2 separate regions of the Homo sapiens genome follow, and region 1 is linked to region 2. A link is an interaction called in ENCODE POLR2A ChIA-PET data of the cell type or tissue named here. Cell type or tissue: MCF 10A. All regions are shown on one strand. Links, peaks and the distances in the headings refer to the core of each region. The heading gives the core; the rest is flanking DNA.

Region 1 (7,715 bases), core at 1-5,000, 200 kb before region 2:
GATGCAACCTCCATGGGTAGGTCTATCCCTTTGGCTTCTCGGACTTTTTGTCCTATAAGTTGGGGGAATGATAGAGCAGGTCCCTCTAGATCATGGAGCCCGGGCAGGGTCCTCATGTGCTTGGATCCAAGGGTGGGAAAACATTTTCTACCTAATTTAAACCAGTGGCATTTGTGTCTCTGTTACAAGCAGCCAAAAATTTATATTTTAACACGTCTAGTTGACTTCCTGCACTTCTATGCCCATCTTCCTAAAAGAGAACAGTGTATCTCTCTAAAAGGGACTTCATCCTTTACTCTCAGGTCCTAGAATATACTGATGTTTCCTACATGTTAATTATGCTTTCCACAATCAAAATTTGATTTCATTAGGAAATCCATTCATGCAAGAGATGTCTCTAATTAAAAACTATCCAAATAACTTCTCCAATAACCAACCACACTGGCCTTTTTGCTCTCCTCCCTGCTGAGGGCTTATATCCCTGGATATCCTTTGACATCCATCAGCCCTGCTCTCTATAGTGACAATCTACAGGAACATTTCCATTTATTGCCTCTCCAGTGATTCTCAGCTCTTTGCAAACAAAATTCCATCCAGTTCCTTCAAAGGGCAGTCCTTTAAAAACCATGAGCCTATACTGTTAGTCATGATATGCGGAAAGAGATTGTTGAGGGTCTCAAGTACCAAATCCACCTACTGCAATGCATTGAGAAAATATGCATCAATTGCTTGTTCTGATAATGTACTGTAGTATGTAAGAGCTTACCACTGGGGAAGCTGCGTGAAGAGTGCACAGGACATCTCGGTACTAATTTTGCAACTTTCTGTGCATCTTTAGTTATTTGAAAACAAAAAGAGAAGAAAAAAAAAGAGGAGGAGGCAGGACATTAAAAAATATAACCTTATGGATGGGCTTGGTGGCTCACGTCTGTAATCCCAGCATTTTGGGAGGCCGAGGCCGGCGGATCACGTGAGGGCAGGAGTTCGAGACCAGCCTAGCCATCATGGCGAAACCCCATCTCTACTAAAAGTACAAAAATTAGCCAGGCGTGGTGGCAGGCGCCTGTAATCCCAGCTACTCAGGAGGCTGAGGCAGGAGAATTGCTTGAACCCGGGAGGCGGAGGCTGCAGTGAGCAGAGATCTTGCCACTTCACTCCGGCCTGGGCAAAAGAGTGAAACTCTGTCTCAAAAACAAAACAAAACAAAACAAAACAACAACAAAAAACTCCTTATTCAAAAATCGAGGCCATTCCAGATAAAGGAACTCTCTTTATATCTACAGTTTTGGCTCCAAACTTTATTGTGGCTTCGTACCTTAGTGAACTGGATTAGTGAGCATGTGTGATTGCAGTGACTGCCTAAAAAAGAGACAGGGCAGCCTGCCCTGTCCCATGAGTCCTTCCCGTTGGGCTTCCATAAAAGGGGTGAAGTGTCCTTCCCCAGCAGGAGGCGGCATTGAGTAATTCTCATGACACCAGCCTTAAAGAAGGACTTACTTGGCCTGCAGTCTGCCACACACATCTCCCTCAGGGCCCCAGCAGGGCCTCTGCAGCTGGTAGGTGCTTAATGGAGGATTTTAGGATTTTGCATCTTGGTTATCTCATCTTTGAGGACTCGACCTACATCTGGCAAGTCTAGGAGATGGAATTGAGGAGGGCATATGCACAGAGTACTGGGAATTAGAGAGCTGAGTCACTGGAGAGTCTCGAACCTCAGAGCAGCTGCCTTTCTCTTGGACTCAGGCCAAGATTGAGGGAGACTGACGACATATTGCATCTCACAGGTTCCCAGGGGCACAAGGCTATTTGCGACCACAGCAGCTCCGTTTGGCTAAGGAGGCCTTGGGTTTCTGAGGGATAGGAAGAATCAGAGCAGAGAAGAGCAGATGGAATGGTGACCGACGTAGGGCCCTGAAGTTTACTTAGGGTTGTCTTCTAGAAATGTGAGGTGCTGTGTTTACAAAAAAAGCATAGCTTGCACTGCTCTCAGTCTCAGGTTCCCAGGGGAAAGGGCTAAATAAGGACAATCTGCAATGCATTGGAAGGAAAAACTGAGAGGCTTATACATTTATGAGAGGTATCCCCACTATGTATTTGTAAATCTTCCAGAATGTAGGAATGTCCAGATGCCATTAAAAAAAAAAAGACTAACTGTATTTATTCATTTATCTATTTTTATTGACATTGTAATTGTATATATTCAGATGCCCTTTTTTTTTTTTTGAGATGGAATTTTGCTCTTCTTGCCCAGGCTGGAGTGCAATGGCATGATCTCAGCTCACTGCAACCTCCGCCTCCTGAGTTCAAGCAATTCTGCTGCCTCAGCCTCCGGAGTAGCTGGGGCTGGGACTACAGGCATGCACCACCATGCCCAGCTAATTTTTCTGTACTTTAGTACAGACGGAGTTTCGCCATGTTGGCCAGGCTGGACTTGAACCCCTGACCTCAAGTGATCCTCCCGCCTTGGCCTCCCGAAGTGCTGGGATTACAGGACTGAGCCACCTCGCTCAGACTTTTTTTTTTTTTTAAATGGAACCCTTCACAAATTTGTGTGTCATCCTTGAGCAGGGGCCATGCTAATCTTCTCTGTATCAGATGCCACTTTCATTTTTAGACGGAGTCTCACTCTGTTACCCAGGCACCTGCCACCATCCCCAGCTGATTTTTTTGTATTTTTAGTAGAGACAGGGTTTCACCATGTTGGTCAGGCTGGTCTCAAACTCCTGACCTCAGGTGATCCACCCACCTTGGCCTCCCAAAATGCTGGGATTACAGGTGTGAGCCACCGCTCCTGGCCTTTTTGTTTTTTAAACTCAGCACTCATCTTAGTATTCTAATATATTATCTCCTAAATAAGTTTTTATTTAACTATTTAAAATTTTTATCAGATTTATACAGATATGTAATTTTAAAAGCCAAATATATATGTGTGTGTATATAAATTACAGATATGTAATTTAAAAAGCCAAAGACAGAACAAAAGCTATAGTCCGGTACCAACCCCTAATTCTCTCTTCCTAGAAGTAAAAGCACTTCGATGCTCAATTAGTTTTTATCTTCCTGTTTCTTAATAACAAGTTATATCAGTCAGGGTTCAGTGCAGCAACTAGAGATTACGCTAGGTAAATTAACAGGAAGACATTTTACAAAGGGTATTAAGAGCTTTTGAAATCTTTATAAGGGCTGAGGGCACAGGTTCTAAGCTGGGCTTTATGGAATGATATCCAGAATTATACAGATCTACTAGGTTTTCTTTTGATCATTTGTCTATGAATTTATCACAAATTTGTCAGCAGATTCTATAGAAGTCTATTTTTTCTCTGCAGTCTAATGTATTACAATTAATCAATTCCCTCTTTTTCTTGGTAATATCTTTCTGTAACCAGGTAAAGGAATTTTCTTAATCCCTGAGGTTTTGGCCCCAAGCCTTTTTTTTTTTTCTTTTTTCTTTTTGAGATCCACTCTGTCACCCAGGCAGAAGTGCAGTGGTGAAATCTTGGCTCACTGCAACTTCTGCCTTCTGGGTTCAAGAAATTCTCTGCCTCCGCCTCTTGAGTAGTTGGAATTACAGGCATGTGCCACCATGCCCAGCTAATTCTTTTGTGTGTTTTTGGTAGAGACGGGGTTTCACTATGTTGGCCGGGCTGGTCTCAAACTCCTAGCCTCAGGTGATCCACCCGCCTTGGCTTCACAAAGTGCTGGGATTACAAGCAGGAGCCACCATGCCCGGCCTCCAAACCATTTTAATCTGGACCTGCGGATCCCTAGTTCTCCTACACAGCAACCTCCTGGGATTTTCATTCTCCTCACTCTTTGGAGGATCCCACATCTTTATCTCTCCTGATCTAATCCCTTACTTTGATGGAACTTCCTAAGGAAAGGGGCAAGGGAGGGCAATTTTTGAAATTTTGTCTGAAAATGTCTTTTATATTATGATTACATCTGATTAATAGTTTTACTGAAAATAAAATTCCAAGTTGTAAAATTTACACCTAAATTAGGAAAGCACTGCTCCACTATCTTCCAGCTTCCAGTGCTACTGTTGAAAAGTCCTCAGCTAGGTGTTATGGTGCGCACCTGTAATACCAGCACTTTGGGAAGCCAAAGTGGGAGGATTGCTTGAGCCCAGGAGTTCAAGACCAGCCTGGGCAACGTAGTAAGATTTCGTCTCTACAAAAAATAAAATTAAATTTAAAAATTAGCTGGGCATGGTGGTACGTGTCTGTAGTTTTCAGAAGGCTGAGAGGGGACGATCCCTTGAGCCCAGGAGTTCAAGGCTGCAGTGATCCATGATTGTATCACTACGCTCCAGCCTGGGTGACAGAGTGAGATCCTGTCTCAAAAAAAAAAAAAAAAAAAAAGGAAAAGAGAAAGAAAAAAAGAGAAAACCCTATACCATTTGAGTTTTGATCTTTTTCATGTGACCTGTTTTTTTCTTTTTGTCCAATTTTGGGATTTTTCTTTTTGTCCTCAGTATTTTTAAAATTATGGTAGTATGCCTTGGATTTCATTCCTTTTGTTAGACACTTCTGTTAGACACTTGAGGTCTATCTCACTTTGGAACCATATCTCTCAGTTCTGAGAAAAGTTCTTGAATTATTTCTTTGATAATTTCATCCCTTCTGTTCCCTCTGTCTATTCTTTCTAGAAATCCTCCTATTCATCCAGATGATCTAATTTTCATATATTTTCTATACCATCTACATTTCTTTTCCTTTTTTTTTTTCTTTTGAGATGGAGTCACCCAGGTTGGAGTGTAGTGGCACTATCTCGGCTCACTCCAATCTCCACCTCTCTCGGGTTCAAGCGATTCTCCTGCCTTAGCCTCCCAAGTAGCTGGGATTACAGGCGTATGCCACCACGCCTGGCTAATTTTTGTATTTTTAGTAGAGACGGGGTTTCACTATGTTGGTAAGGCTGGTCTCGAACTCCTAATCTCAAGTGATCCACCCACTTCCGCAACTCAAAGTGCTGGGATTACAGGCCTGAGCTACTGTGCCCGGTCCCATCTACATTTCTTTACCCTTTGCTTCTTTTTAGAAGATTTCTTCAACTTTAAATTTTTTATTTAATAATGTGTTCTTTTACCATGGAGAAAATATCGTCTCTTATGTTTATGAAAATATTAATTGCAGTGGATTTTATTATTTGGCTCTTTGCATTCTCTAAATTTCCTCTTCTTCTTCTTCTTCTTTTTTTTTTTTTTTTTTTTTTGACAGGGTCTCTCTGTTGTGGTCCAGGGCAATGGCTTAATCACAGCTCAATGAAGCCTCGACCTCCCGGACTCAAGTGATCCTCCCATCTCAGCCTCCTGAGCAGCTGAGACTACAGGTGCACGCCACCGCGCCCGGCTAATTTTTGTACTTTTTGTAGACACAGAATCTCGCCATTTTGCTCAGGCTGTTCTTGAACTCTTGGGCTCAAGCGATCCGCCCAGCTTGGCTTGCGAAGGCACTGAGATTACAGGCGTGAGCCACCGCGCCTGGCTTTATATTCCTTAATTCTTGTGTTTTCAATACCTGTCTTTCATGTCAGTGGTTTTCATCCCATAATGACTAGTTTCTTATCAATGTATTGCCTCTCAACCGTAAATCCATCCTCTTAACTGATCTGTATTGAATTAAGCGGTTCTCCTTCGCAGCCAGCACAATATTAAGCTTTCTCAGTAGAGGGCGCCGGAGGGACACTGCCAGAGGAAAGAATTTCTTTTATCTCTGGTTCCGGGAGCTATGGTTTGTGATTCTTGTTGCTCCTGCGGCAGGGCCCATCAGTGGCCAGGTGGGAACATCCGGTGGTCTCTGTCCTAGCTGCGTGCTGACAGCATGCGTTCCCCCAGCGAGCTGGCCCTGACGTGGACCCTGCATGCCCCAGGCCTTGCATGCAGTGAGTGGGCTCCCGATGCCGCGACCCCCCCAGTTTCCTGCTTGCTCATGACTGTTCACAGGCTTTGGCCTGGGCATCCCAGGGAAATAATCTGGTACCTGGTGGGCACATGCACACTTTCTGCCTTGAGTTCTGAATCCAGCTTTGGGGTGGGGATGCTTCCACGTGTGTCCTTCTTTGGGTACTCTCCCGCGGCCCTACAGCATTCTTTGGAGTTCTCTGCACGTCTTTTTAGCCTGTTACAGCCAATAATTCTTTCTAATAATAAACTTTCTCTGCTCAAATTGGGGCTTGGGCTTTGTGAATGATACAGTAATCCTTGGCTTAGTTAGATCTTAAGCTGTTTGGAAACTCCAGGTGTGTGTGTTGGGGATGGGGGGAGGTTTCAGTGGGCTTCACCATAGTGCAAATGGGCTGAACTGTTTCTCCAGAAGACCCTTGTATTAGGGTCTAGTCAGGTGAAAGAAAAAAATCCAAATATTTAAACAGAGGTAATTTTGTTTTATTTTATTCTATTTGAAAAGGAATTTCACTCTGTTGCCCAGGCTGGAGTGCAGTGGCACAATCTCGGCTCACTGCAACCTCGGTCTCCCGGGTTCAAATGATTCTCCTGCCTCAGCCTCCCAAGTAGTGGGATTACAGGCACCTGCCACCACACCCAGCTAAGTTTTGTATTTTTAGTAGAGACAGGGTTTCACCATATTGGCCAGGCTGGTCTCAAACTCCTGACCTCAGGTGATCCACCTGCCTCGGCCTCCCAAAGTGCTGGGATTGCAAGCGTGAGCCTCCGCGCCCAGACAGAGGTAATTTTATATAAAGGATTGTTAACCACATATTGAGATCTAAAAAGACAAAAAGAGCACTGAGATACCGCAGAGGTAGAACGCGTGGGAATCAGGAATGGGGCAACTGCCTCTCCCTCAGTCTTGGGGAACTGAGGGAAGAGGTCAGTATTATTCAATGGGAGAATCTGGGAGGATGGCCCCACGGAGCTAGAATTCAGTTTCCTAAGGAGGAGCCTGGCCAGTGAGCCGGTATCACTGAGGCCACGGGAAGAGGCCTTTGCCGGGAGTGAGGAAGAACCACAGTTTGGGACTTGCTACTGCTGCTGGACCAGCTGTTGCTACAGGGCTGAAGATCCTCGGCTGTGGTGATGCCGGCAGGATTGGGAGGCCAACAAGGGAAGGGATCCCTTCTTCCTCCAGTGCTGACACCTCCCTCTACACCTAAGAGGGAGCCAGCTGGGAAGGAGAGAGTGGAAGAGGGTTTTGAAGTCAAGTGACAGTAGCTTAATATCCGTCAGAACCCCCTTACTCCTGTGTTCCTAGGTGTTTTTCCTTGTCTGGTCAGTTTCTCCAGAGAAGGTTTCTCTATTAATCGGCCTGGGGCAAGTCTGGCTGCTGGAGTTCTCAGAACCAACTTCATGGAGGGGACCAGGAAGCCTTACTGTTCGATAGGCAGGCTTTTACATAATCCTAAATGACTTTTTCTTTTCTTTTATTGCTTCTCTTATTTTATTTCTTTTATTATTACTTATTTTCTATTTTTTAAATTATTTTATTTTGTTTTCTTCTGGCCACATAAAGCCAGAAGGCCATAGGCTATATATATATATATGTAATTTTTTTTTTTTTGGTAGAGCTGGGGATCTTGCTCTGTTGCCTAGGCTGGTCTTGAATTCCTGGACTCAAGTGATCCTCCTGCCTTGGCCTCCCAAAGTGCTAGGATTATAAGCATGAGCTATCACGCCCAGCCTTAAATGATTTTCATTGTGGTTCCCAGGATGTGGCATGGTTCAACGCCTCCAGCGAGCAAACCACTCATTAGGGTGG
Region 2 (10,515 bases), core at 2,279-7,278:
TGTGGCGGGCGGCAGTGGAATCTGACCAGGAGCTGGAAGCAGAGATGTCACTGTCTGGGATGGTCCGGTCCTGCATGCCCAGGGCATAGCGGCACTTGGCTGAGTAAAAAGCAGGCATGTAACAGGTCAAGGCCCCCAACTCTCTACCTCCCAAGCCCTGGCCCTCAGGGACCCATGATTCAGTCTCCTCACCAGGATCAAAATGTCCCTTCATGTCAGCATCTCCACTTGCCACCAAGAGCAGCAGCAGTAAAGATGACAGGGCCTCTGGTCCCATAGCTCCTGATCCCTCGGGCCTAAGGGGGTGGGGGCAGCATCTCTGCAGGGGATAAAATGGGTGGTGCGTAAGTTAATCAGGGGACTGAGTCATAGCTGACAGCAACAGACAGAATGGGCCGCTTTGGGGATAATAACAGTAAAACAACAACAACAGTCATTGTTTAACAGCATCAGCTATATTTTTAGAATGCTTCCCCTGTGCCAGACACTGGCCTAAACCCTTAAACAGAATCCATAATTTTATCTTCACAGTCACTTCATAAGGTAGATACTATTACTATCCATATTTAACACATGAAGAAACTAGGGCAGAGATCAGTTAAATAACTTCCTAAAGCCCCATTTCTCCAATCAGGAATGGGCAAAATATCCCCATAAACAACGGCTTAGAACAAACAACAAGTGTGCAAAAAATGTTTATAACACATACAACAGGAAAAGGTTTAATAACTACAATAAACTAAGGCCCCTTAGGAACTGACAAGAAAAAATATATAAGTAACCCAATAAAGAAACAGCCAAAGAATGTGAATAGTCATTTCACAGAAAAGCAAAGCCAAATTGCCAACAAACATTTTTTTTAATGGTCAAATTCACCAGCCTCAGGGAAATACCAAGCAGACTGACAAGATATTTTTTTAAGGCTGTAACATATAAAAGTGGTAGAAAGTGATGAAAAGGGAGGCACCATGCTCAATGGCAGAAATGAGTGTTATCTTCTATTTGGAAAGCAATCTAGCAATGTCTATTATAATTAAAAATGCACATCCTCTTCGACCCAGCATTCCCTCGAGAGAGAAGCACCAGGAAGTAAGAACATATGTGCAGGTCTGGGTCTGGTGGCTCATGCCTGTAACCCCAGCACTTTGGGAGGCCGAGATGGGAGGATCACTTGAGGCCAGGAGTTAGAGACCAGCCTGGTGAACATAGTGAGACCCCATCTCTTTAAAAAAAGTGAAAAATAAAAATAAAAAAGAAGATTTCAAAGATGTTTATTATGGTACCTTTTGTAAGACATAAATCTGTAAGATATGTGAATGCCCACAGGGGACAGGCTGGAATTAAAAAAAATAAGGTTTATTGACTACTATGCAGCTATGAAAAGTAACAAAGAGGCAATATATTCCTAACTTTGTGTGATTTCCATGTATATCTGTTGAATATGAAAAGCAAGCAACAGAAGTATAAAAAATATCCCACCTTTTGAAAATAGAATAAACAAGCACCCATGTTTGTATATATACCTGTGTGTACGTCTAGAAGGAGAGAATATATAATAGAATATAACAATAGAATACAATATAACAAGAGTTAACATGAACGGGGCAAAAGAAAAGCAAATTTAAAAAGACAGGTTGATTGTACTATTTTTCTAAATCTTGTAACATAAATGCATTTATGTAAAATCATAAGATATGTAAAAGAATATGAAAATCATTTTGACTTTTAAAAAATAAATATGTCCCAGGAAAGGTTGGGCAATTCCTTGTTGAGGATATGATAGAATTAAACATCAGATAAGCCTGGACCAGCTCACCCTGCTGCCCTCCCACATAGGAGTCCAGAATTCTAAGAGAAGGGCAGAGGGGACCCCAGCACCTTCTAGTCTTACTGTCCCCTATAGCCCTCTAGGCCCAGGGTGGTCCCTGGACCATCAGCAATACCTGGAAGCATGGAAGAAATCAGAATCTCAGGCTCACCCTTGACCTGCTCAATCAAAATCTGCCTTTTAACACAATTCCCAGGTGACCTGTGCCCATTAAAGTTTGAAAATCCCTACTCTGTTCCTCAGGCCCAGGAAGCTTACCCCACATAAAACTATTCTAAATGGCATCTCCTTACAAACCCAAGTAACTACTCTCCCCTCCCCTGCTGCAGGAAAAGCTATCCTAACCTGTACTGGTCTCAGAGCCCTGTACTGAAGTCTCCAGGCCCTGGAGTCCTGAGGGACTCGACTGCCACCTCTTATCAGGTTCAGGGCATCTTGGGCCCAGTTATCCCTGCTCTGCCTTCCTGAGACCCAGACATCCAGTCCCCCCAGTTCCCACTTCCAGAAGGTGGCTGCCTCTGAGGGACTGAGGAAAGGCTGAGTTGCCTTGGAGACGAGGGCGGGTCTAAAGACAAGGAAGGCAGGTCACCCCAGGAGGTAGGAGGAGTGGGGGATACTCCCCCATCCCTTTGTCCTCCTCCAGCTGCTCCCACAATGCACTAGGGCAGGAATGTAAGAGGCAGCTGAGACCCCAGAGCTCTGAAGCAGCAGCTGAGGGGGACGACTGAGTTGTGGGGGGCACTCAGAGGCTAGAACCAGAAGGCATCACGCCTGGTCCCTTAGGGTCCAGCGCCGGGGAGCAGGCTGCCAGAGTCCCAGGAGACTGGCTTGGAATTCCTGGGTGCCGCTCTCCAACCCCACCTCTCTCGGGAACAGCGGGGCTCTTGTTCCCCTAAGTAACCTTCATGCCTATCCCAGATGAGTCATCAGAGCCACACAGAGCCGAGAGGAGCCCGGGGCAGAGATACAAAGGCAGGCAGAGGATACGAGGCAGGCGGAGACAGAGCGAGAGCCACAATGCAAGAGGTAAATAGAGCAGGCTCAGAAACACGGGGCACAGAGCCAAGCAGAGGAACACGGAGAAGCACAGAGACGTCTGGGCTGTCTGTTCTCCAACACCCCCAGTCACCTCATCTCTCTCCACTGGGTCTTCAGTCCACAGTCAGAGACCCAGAGGGCAAGAGAGGACAAGCCCAGAAGACCTTCCCCAATCCCACCCCCTTCCACTCCATTACAACCAAAGACAAACCAGGGGCCAGGCCACCCTGCCTCAAGCCCTTCACGCTCCTCTCCCAACCCCCAAGTCCCACTCAGACAACACCCACACAGCTCTGTACACACACACACGGTGAAACACACAAACTTACTGAACTGGCTGTAAACAGCGAGGCTAAATGTGGCATGCACACACCCACCTCTCAGTGTCCCTGACAACCCTCACAGAGTTTCTGAGACAGAGCAAACACAGAAGCTCATGCATACATCAACCCGTCCACACCTTGGCATTCCTTCAAGTCCAACCCCATCGCTCAGTGAATAGCCACCTTCAGACACCTGTGAACATGAAATGACAGACACCACATGCTCCTGTGACCAAAAGACAGCATGAGACACACACACCCGGGCCCTTGGGCACAGGATCCCCAGAGAACTGGGGCCCAGCCTCTAACACACATGGGTGACCAAGCCAGAGGGACGTCGAGGGGGCAGGGAACAGGTGGGCGCTGGGTGGGAAGAGTGGCAATAAGGACAACAGCCTTTCCCTGCCTTTCCACTCACTCCCCTTTCACCTGTCTCCACCACACCACTCAGTCCTGGACACACCTACAGGCCCTCAGCAACAGCCAGCGAGCTTGGGCGCCTGCCTCTGGCTGCTGGAAGCGCTGGGAAGAAATGTTCAGCCAAGAGCCAGGCATGGGGGGGTGGGACCCTGAAGCTGGCGCTCACCGGCAGTGACATTCTCTCATGCCAGAGCTAATTGACCATCCAGCCGGGAAGAGTGGTGTCACTGGTGGGTTAGAGTGGCAGTCCCTCTTTTTGCTGGACTGTGACCAGACTGACCAACTGGGTGTTGGCTGAGCGGAGGCTTAGCAGTTAGATGCCCGCAGGGACTGGCCAGGTGGAGGGCAGGCGATAGATGAGCTGACTCAGTGGGGCTGCACAGGAGCACCTCCTCCCGGGGCTCAGTTCCTCCGCACTGAGTGAGAGGGGACTTGCCTCAAGGCTGGAGGCTCAAAACTCTTTCTGGGAGGTCACGGGCTTCACCTCCACCCAGTCCCCGCCCCCGGTTTTCAGACGGTATGCCAGAGCATCGGGGAGGCGGGCAGGGAGGCTTAGAAGAGCTGGACGACCAAGCATGGCTCGGGACGTCCTGCCTCCCCCGCCCCTCGCCCTGCAGGCGCCGCCGCGCGCCCCCACCCCAAGAGCCCCAGGCCTCCGCCCGCGGGTTCCGCCGCCGCTCTCCCTACCTCTCATCGCTCTTCCCGGCAGACCCAGGCGTCCGACCCGGGAGCGGGGCCTCTTCGGCGGCGGGGCGAGGGGCGGGGGAGGCGGAGGGAGCCAGGAGCCGGGAGCCGGGAGCGGGAGGCGCCGGCGGGGCTCGGGTGTCGGGAGGCGGCTCCCGAGAGCAGCTGTCGGGGGCCTGTTCCGGGGAGAGGAGCCAGGGCTGGGGCGGCTCGGGCCCAGGCGCCGCCTCCCCCTCGCCTCGGCTCCCTCCCTTCCTCCTCCCGCTCCTCGCTCCCCTCCCTCCCCTCGGCCTTCTCGCCGCGCGTTCGGGCTCGCAGCCCTCCCTTCCCCCTCCCGGACCCAGTAGTCCCAGTGGCTCCCACGCCCGGCGCCGAGCTCCAGGCCCCGCGCCCGCCACGCCCACCCCGCGCGCTAGCGCCCGGCCCGGCCTCCCCCAGGTAACCCGCCCGCCAAGCCCGCCTGGGCGCTCCCAGGCCGCCCAGCCGCCCGCGCCGCTGCCTCCGGCCGGCTCCGCGCCCAGCCCCCTCCACCCACTCGCAGCCCACCCCCGCTTCCCCAAACGAGAACCTCCAAAGCTGGCGCCCCAGGGGGCTGGCTGCAGTCCCGCTCAGGGCCCACGAGGGGAAGACGCCCCTCCTACTTCTGGGATCGGTTCCTGGTGGGAGAGGCAAAGGGGAGCAGCCCCAGGGCACAGAGGAAGAAGCAGGTTCCCACAGGCTCGGCCCAGCCCAGCTGCGGGAGTTAGCCCAGAGAAGGGAGCAGAGCTCAGGTCTCAGGGCTCACCTGTCCAGCCAGGCCCCAGACTGCTCTTCTCCCTCCACCAACCTTTGCTCCTCTCTCGCAGCCTGTGCGCTCCCGCCCCTACGACCCAACCTGGAAGGCCCCAGACCCTGAAGGCGGGCCCACTCTCTTCTCCTTCTCCTCTCAGTTCCTCTCTCTGAAGGGCGTTCTAAGGGACCCGGGGGTCCAGACGCCCAGGCCCTGATTCCCCTGGGCTCCCAACGGAGTGGAGTGGGAGGGGGACTCAGGAGTCCTCAGGGCAAGCCTCCCTCAGGCCCAGCCAGCTCTGGCCGTAGTGGGCCAGAGGGTCTGATCACTGGCCAGAAGAGGCCAAAAATGAGGCCAGGACAAAGTTGAGTGGTCGGGAGGAGGAAGAAGAGGAGCAGGAGAAGGATGGAGGCACACTGAAAATCACACACAGTCAAAAGGAAGGGGACCAAGAGACCCAGGGAAGATGAAACAGTGAGACTGAGTAGGCAAAGCAACTGAGAGAGCTACTGGGCAGAGGATGGAGCGGGACAGAACAGCTTGTGGTGGGAGGTGCTTTTTCCCCACTCAGCACTACCTCAGCCCCTCACCTCTCTCCACACCCCCACACCTGCTCACCACCTAGACAATGTCACGGTCACAGGAAGTTCTCGCTCCACTGCACATCTCCGCCCCAGGAACCTCACAGTAGATAAAAACATACCCTGCTTGCAGTCCCAGACAACAATCCCAAGAAAGAAACACGAAGTCCCAACCAGACAAGTACACAAAAGCACTACCAGGAAGAAGCTGGCCCTTGGGAAAGGCCGAGGCACACATGGGCACTAGTTCAGAAGCCCAAGGACGTTCCAACGGCTGAGGGACCTGCTAACAGACAGCCCCAGGGTCACTCGAAGAGCAGCTTCTTCCCGCCTTCCTGTCCCACCAAGCCCCCAGGGATTCATTCCCCCAGAACACCTACCCCTCCAGAGAACAGCAGCTGGGGAATCTAGGCCCAGGAGACGCTGGACTGGGGGTGGGGCCAGCCTGGGGGTGGGGCCAAGGCTTCCCAAGTCACCTCACCTGGCAGCCCACAGCCCCTCCTTCCAGGAGCTGTGCTCTGGGAAAGCCCCAACAGGCCTGCCAGGCAAGCTACAGCCCGTCATACCCTGGTGGGACATTCCACACCCCAGGCCCACGCTGACCCCAGCTAAGTGGCATGGCAGTGCCAGACAGAGGGGTCCACTGGGGAGAGCAGAAGGAGCTAGAGAGTCCTGAAACCTTTGTCCCCTCTTCTCACTGCCTCAGGAGAAATTCCTAGTGGTGATGCCCACCTCGCCCCAGCTCTAGGCTGGAGGAGTGGGAGGGATGCAAGGCTGGGGCCCAGTGGAGTCAAGTGACAACGGAAAGGGAGCTGGAGCCAGCTGGAATGCGGGACTCGGAGCCGAGATTCCCAGGGGCCTGAGAGGGAAATCCCAGCCATCCTGGGGCCCAGAGAGCAGCACCAAAGACCAAGAGGGCCTGATTACCCATCCGTGGTCCCCAGAGCCCATTCCACATCTCCTGCATCACTCCGAACCCCAGAGGCCCCCTGTGTCCCTGAGAACCCCCAAATGACCCTCTACCATCCCCTCCCATCCTGGGCTTCCCTCCCCTTCAAGCCAGTGGCAGCCTGCTGCCCAGGAAGGAGAGGATGGGAAACAGCTGAAAAAATGTGAGGAGAGGCACGTAGGAGAGGGGAGAAGGCAGCTTCAGGCCTGCAGACCACCTGGCCACAGGAGGGAAGCCCAGCACGACCAGCGAGCGAGAGGACGGACCAGATGGGCCCCCACACATACACTAGCTGCAGTCCCCTTCCGGGAGCTGCAGCTGCCTCTGGAGGAGCAGGCTGGGTCAGCAGCTGGGGAGAGTAAGAAGCGACGGGTGGGGGGCAGGGTGAAGGAGTGTACAAGGCTTTGGGTGTGAGTCAGACCTGATGCCACTGAATAAACTGGAAACTGAGGCCAGGGAGCGAAGGAGGAGATTGAGATGACGTAGCTCTGGGAGAGAGATGAAACAGCTCAGCTGTGGTTGGGGAAGAAAAGGGCAAGGGACCAGAAGAGGGAGAGGAGGCTGATGGTCAGATGGGGACAATGGTGAGAGAATTCCCAGAGAGACGGAGATGGACTGAGGTCAAGGCCAAGGAGACAGGTCTGAGAGAGGAAAAGGAGGATGAAGACAGGGCACACACAGCAAAAGGTGGGAAGCCCCAGGGGCTCAGAGGAGGAGACTGAAGTTTGGGAAGAAAAGGGCTGAACTGGATGAAGGAACTGAAGTGGACTCGGGAAGGAAACAGTGTTGGAAACAAACTCCTAAGAGAGGAAGGCAGGGAACTGAGGAGGCTTGAGAGCTGGGCAGACAGATCAAGGGGACAAGAAGCAAGGACAAGGGAAGAAGGGGCTGGAGTGAAACAGAGAGTGGAGGGAAAGAGGAGGGAGACTGGGGCGCAGAGTGTGAAGCTAAGGGACACGGGGAGATGAGAAGTATAAAAGGCTGAGAAAGGAAGAGGCACCTGCGGGACAGATGGGGACATGAGGACCAAAGAGAGAATCTAACCTGTTTCTGGACAACGGTCCCCCTTTGGGGACACCCTAGTCCCTCAGCCCATTCACCACACCATGGCACCCAACTCTATTCCCTCTCTTTCCCCTCCTCCCTGCCAGGCTCTGGGCCGCTCCCCTCCTCCCAACACACCTCCAGCCTCCAGCCGGGGACCGCCTGGTCCCTGCCCACAAGGGGAGGGCCCAGCTCCAGTGCCCACTCCTGCCCTCCCAGTTCATCTCTGGCTTCCCCCCTCTCACCTCCAGCTCAGGATTCTCTTAGGTCCCAGTCACCCCAGTCTCAGGCCTTTGGGGTCGGGTCTGGGGCTGCCAACGCTGCCTGGCTTTGTCCGAGCGTCCGGGGCCCCGGGCCCAGGAGGAGCAGCTGCCCGGGCCAGCTGCGGCTGGCTTCAATGTGACCATGGCAACCAAGTCCCGCTCCCCTCACCGAGCCTCTAGGCCCCCGCAGAGAGGGACTGAGCAGCCTGGCTGTGGAGAAAGGGAGGGGAGGCTGAGAACTGTGAAACAGAACCAAAGGGAGACCCCAGACAAAGAAACCCCAGACAAAAGGAGATGAAGGGAGGCAGAGGAAACAGAAAGCGGCATTGGGGGTGGTGGCCGGGAGCTCAGGCCCTCCAGAGGGGGAGAATCTAGGAGAGGCGGAGAAAGAGGCAGAAGCAGGGGCTGATTTGCAGGGGAGAAGAGAGATTAGAATTGACTGGCAGAGGTCCTTTAGAGACTCCTTCTGGGCCCCTGAGAATTCACTTCCTTCTCCCAGGATTTTGCACCCTGGAGAGAACCAGAATCCCAGTTTCTTAGTTGGCTGTCTCAAAAATATTATATATGGCGAGAGCTTCCCTCCAATTACACCAATGGCCATAGGAAATATCTGAAAACAAAAGGTGCTCTCAGTTTTCACAAACAACCCCAATTTCAAAGCCTAAACCATCACCTCTTAAATACCAATGGCAATGGTGCCAGTTGCGGTGGCTCATGCCTATAATCCCAGCACTTTGGGAGGCCAAGGAGGGCTGATCGCTTGAGCCCAGAAGTTCGAGACCAGCTTGGGCAACATGGCACAACCCCATCTCTACAAAAAATACCAAAATTAGCTGGATGTGGTGATGCGCACCAGGAGGCTGGGTGGGAGGATCACCTGAGCCCGGGAGGTCAAGGCTGCAGTGTGCCATGATTGCACCACTGCACTCCAGCCTGGGCAACAGAGCAAGACCCTGCCTAAAAAAAAAAAAAAAGGGCATTGTCAGACAATGTTCAGACAATCCTTGGTTTGGAAACTATGATCCCAAAGCCAAAGGTGATGAATTAGGCTTGGAGGGACTGGAGGAGGGAAGAGGAGTAATGAGGCCGCCTCTCACAGCATGCAAGAGGAAGCAGAGTATCAAATGGGAGGGGAGAAAGCAGGGCTCTGCGTCTGAGAGGGAGAGTTAAGGTTCCGACTCAACATCTGGCTTCTCTTGGCTGAGTCTACATCAGTAAGAGGGAGATAATGGTCACTGGCCCAGAGTCTGTTTAGAAGATAATGAGATAGCATCTGTAAGGTACAGGCCCACTGATAAAAGCAACCATCCAAACTCCACTAAACATGATCTCTCTCTGTGGACTTCTCATGTGTCACTTGGGATCTCTGAGTGCCACCTCCCAAGTCATTCCACAACAGTTGTTATTAAGAGTTTGCTTTGAGAGGCCGAGGTGGGTGGATCACCTGAGGTCAGGAGTTTGAGATCAGCCTAGCCAACATGGTGAAACCCCATCTCTACTAAAAATAGAAAAAAATTAGCTGGGTGTGGTGGTGCGCGTCTGTAACCCCAGCTACTTGGGAGGCTGAAGCAGGAGAATTGTTTGCACCTGAGAGGTGGAGGTTGCAGTGAGCCAAGATCACACCACTGCACTCCAGCCTGGGTGACAGAGGGAGACTCTGTCTCAAAAAATAATAATAATAAAATAAGAGTTTGCATAGGGCACCAGGTGCAGTGGCTCATGCCTATCATCCCAGCACTTTGGGAGGCCCGAGTCAGGCAGATCACCTGAAGTCAGGAGTTCGAGACCAGCCCGACCAACGTGGTGAAACCCTGTCTCTACTAAAAATGCAAAAAAATCAGCCAGGCATGGTGGCGGTTACCTGTAATCCCAGCTACTTGGGAGGCTGAGGCAGGAGAATCGCTTGAACCCGAGAGGTGGAGGTTGCAGTGAGCTGAGAATGCGCCATTGCACTCCAGCCTGGGATACAAGAGTGAAAGTCCCTCTCAAAATAAATAAATAAATAAATAAATAAATAAAAATAAAAGAGTTTGCATAGGGCAGGGCTCTGACAGCGAGAGCTATGAAAGATGCATTCAGTAATGGAACCCACTCCCCACCTTCCAGGCCTTTACAATCTAGAGAGTGTTAGGCGTATATATGTAGTCACAGAAGACAGAACACCGTGCTACAGGCAGAGCTGGAAAGGGTCATGGGAACCCAGGGAAGGAGGAGGCCAGGTCCTCCTGAGTGGGACAGGAGACAAGACTCAGGAAGACCTCAGGGAGGAGCTGGAGCTTGAACTGGGCCTTAAGTCATGCTAAGATTTGCAGAGATGAGGCAAGGCCATTCCTGGCCAGAGAAGCGGAGGAGCCAAGGCAGGGAGGCGTGAATATGGCTATGTCCAAATGCAGCCTCACCTGGAAGAAGGGTCCATCCCATGAGTGAAACCAGAAAGGCAGATTTGGAACCTATCATTGAGTAGTTTGGCTTATTCTGAAGGTGAGGAGAAAGAACCTTGGGGTTTTGAGCTGGGAAATGACATGTTTAGATTTGTGTTCTTTTAAAAGTGGTTTTTGGCAGCAGCATGTGGGATGCAGAGTTCAGAGTAATGGCTGAGGGGAGGGAGGAGTTAAT

The links. Peaks named below come from ENCODE experiments on the same cell type or tissue, not always from the same donor. Only the 100,000 strongest peaks of a DNase experiment are listed, where the experiment ranks them.
Region 1: POLR2A ChIA-PET joins it to region 2 with 10 read pairs; 7 of 35 experiments call an interaction of 5 or more read pairs at or near these places.

The regions. Positions count from the first base shown.
Region 1 is chr6:31,077,918-31,085,632 of GRCh38, reverse strand. It overlaps the pseudogene RNU6-1133P. Among named protein-coding and RNA genes, the nearest start is that of C6orf15, 31 kb to the left of the region's middle. RefSeq lists enhancers at 1,344-1,843, 5,869-6,401. In MCF 10A, for the core only: a CTCF peak has its summit at 1,451 (motif pointing right); no DNase peak of the experiment used is centred there.
Region 2 is chr6:30,878,492-30,889,006 of GRCh38, reverse strand. DDR1 (discoidin domain receptor tyrosine kinase 1) reads right to left here and starts at 4,488. Exons shown (of 18, transcript NM_001297654.2): 1 at 4,297-4,488; 2 at 193-319; 3 at 1-99. The coding sequence starts at 277. RefSeq lists enhancers at 2,081-2,587, 3,603-4,110, 4,180-4,953, 7,388-8,316. In MCF 10A, for the core only: no CTCF peak of the experiment used is centred there; DNase peaks (open chromatin) are centred at 2,786, 4,576, 4,956, 6,106 and 3 weaker places.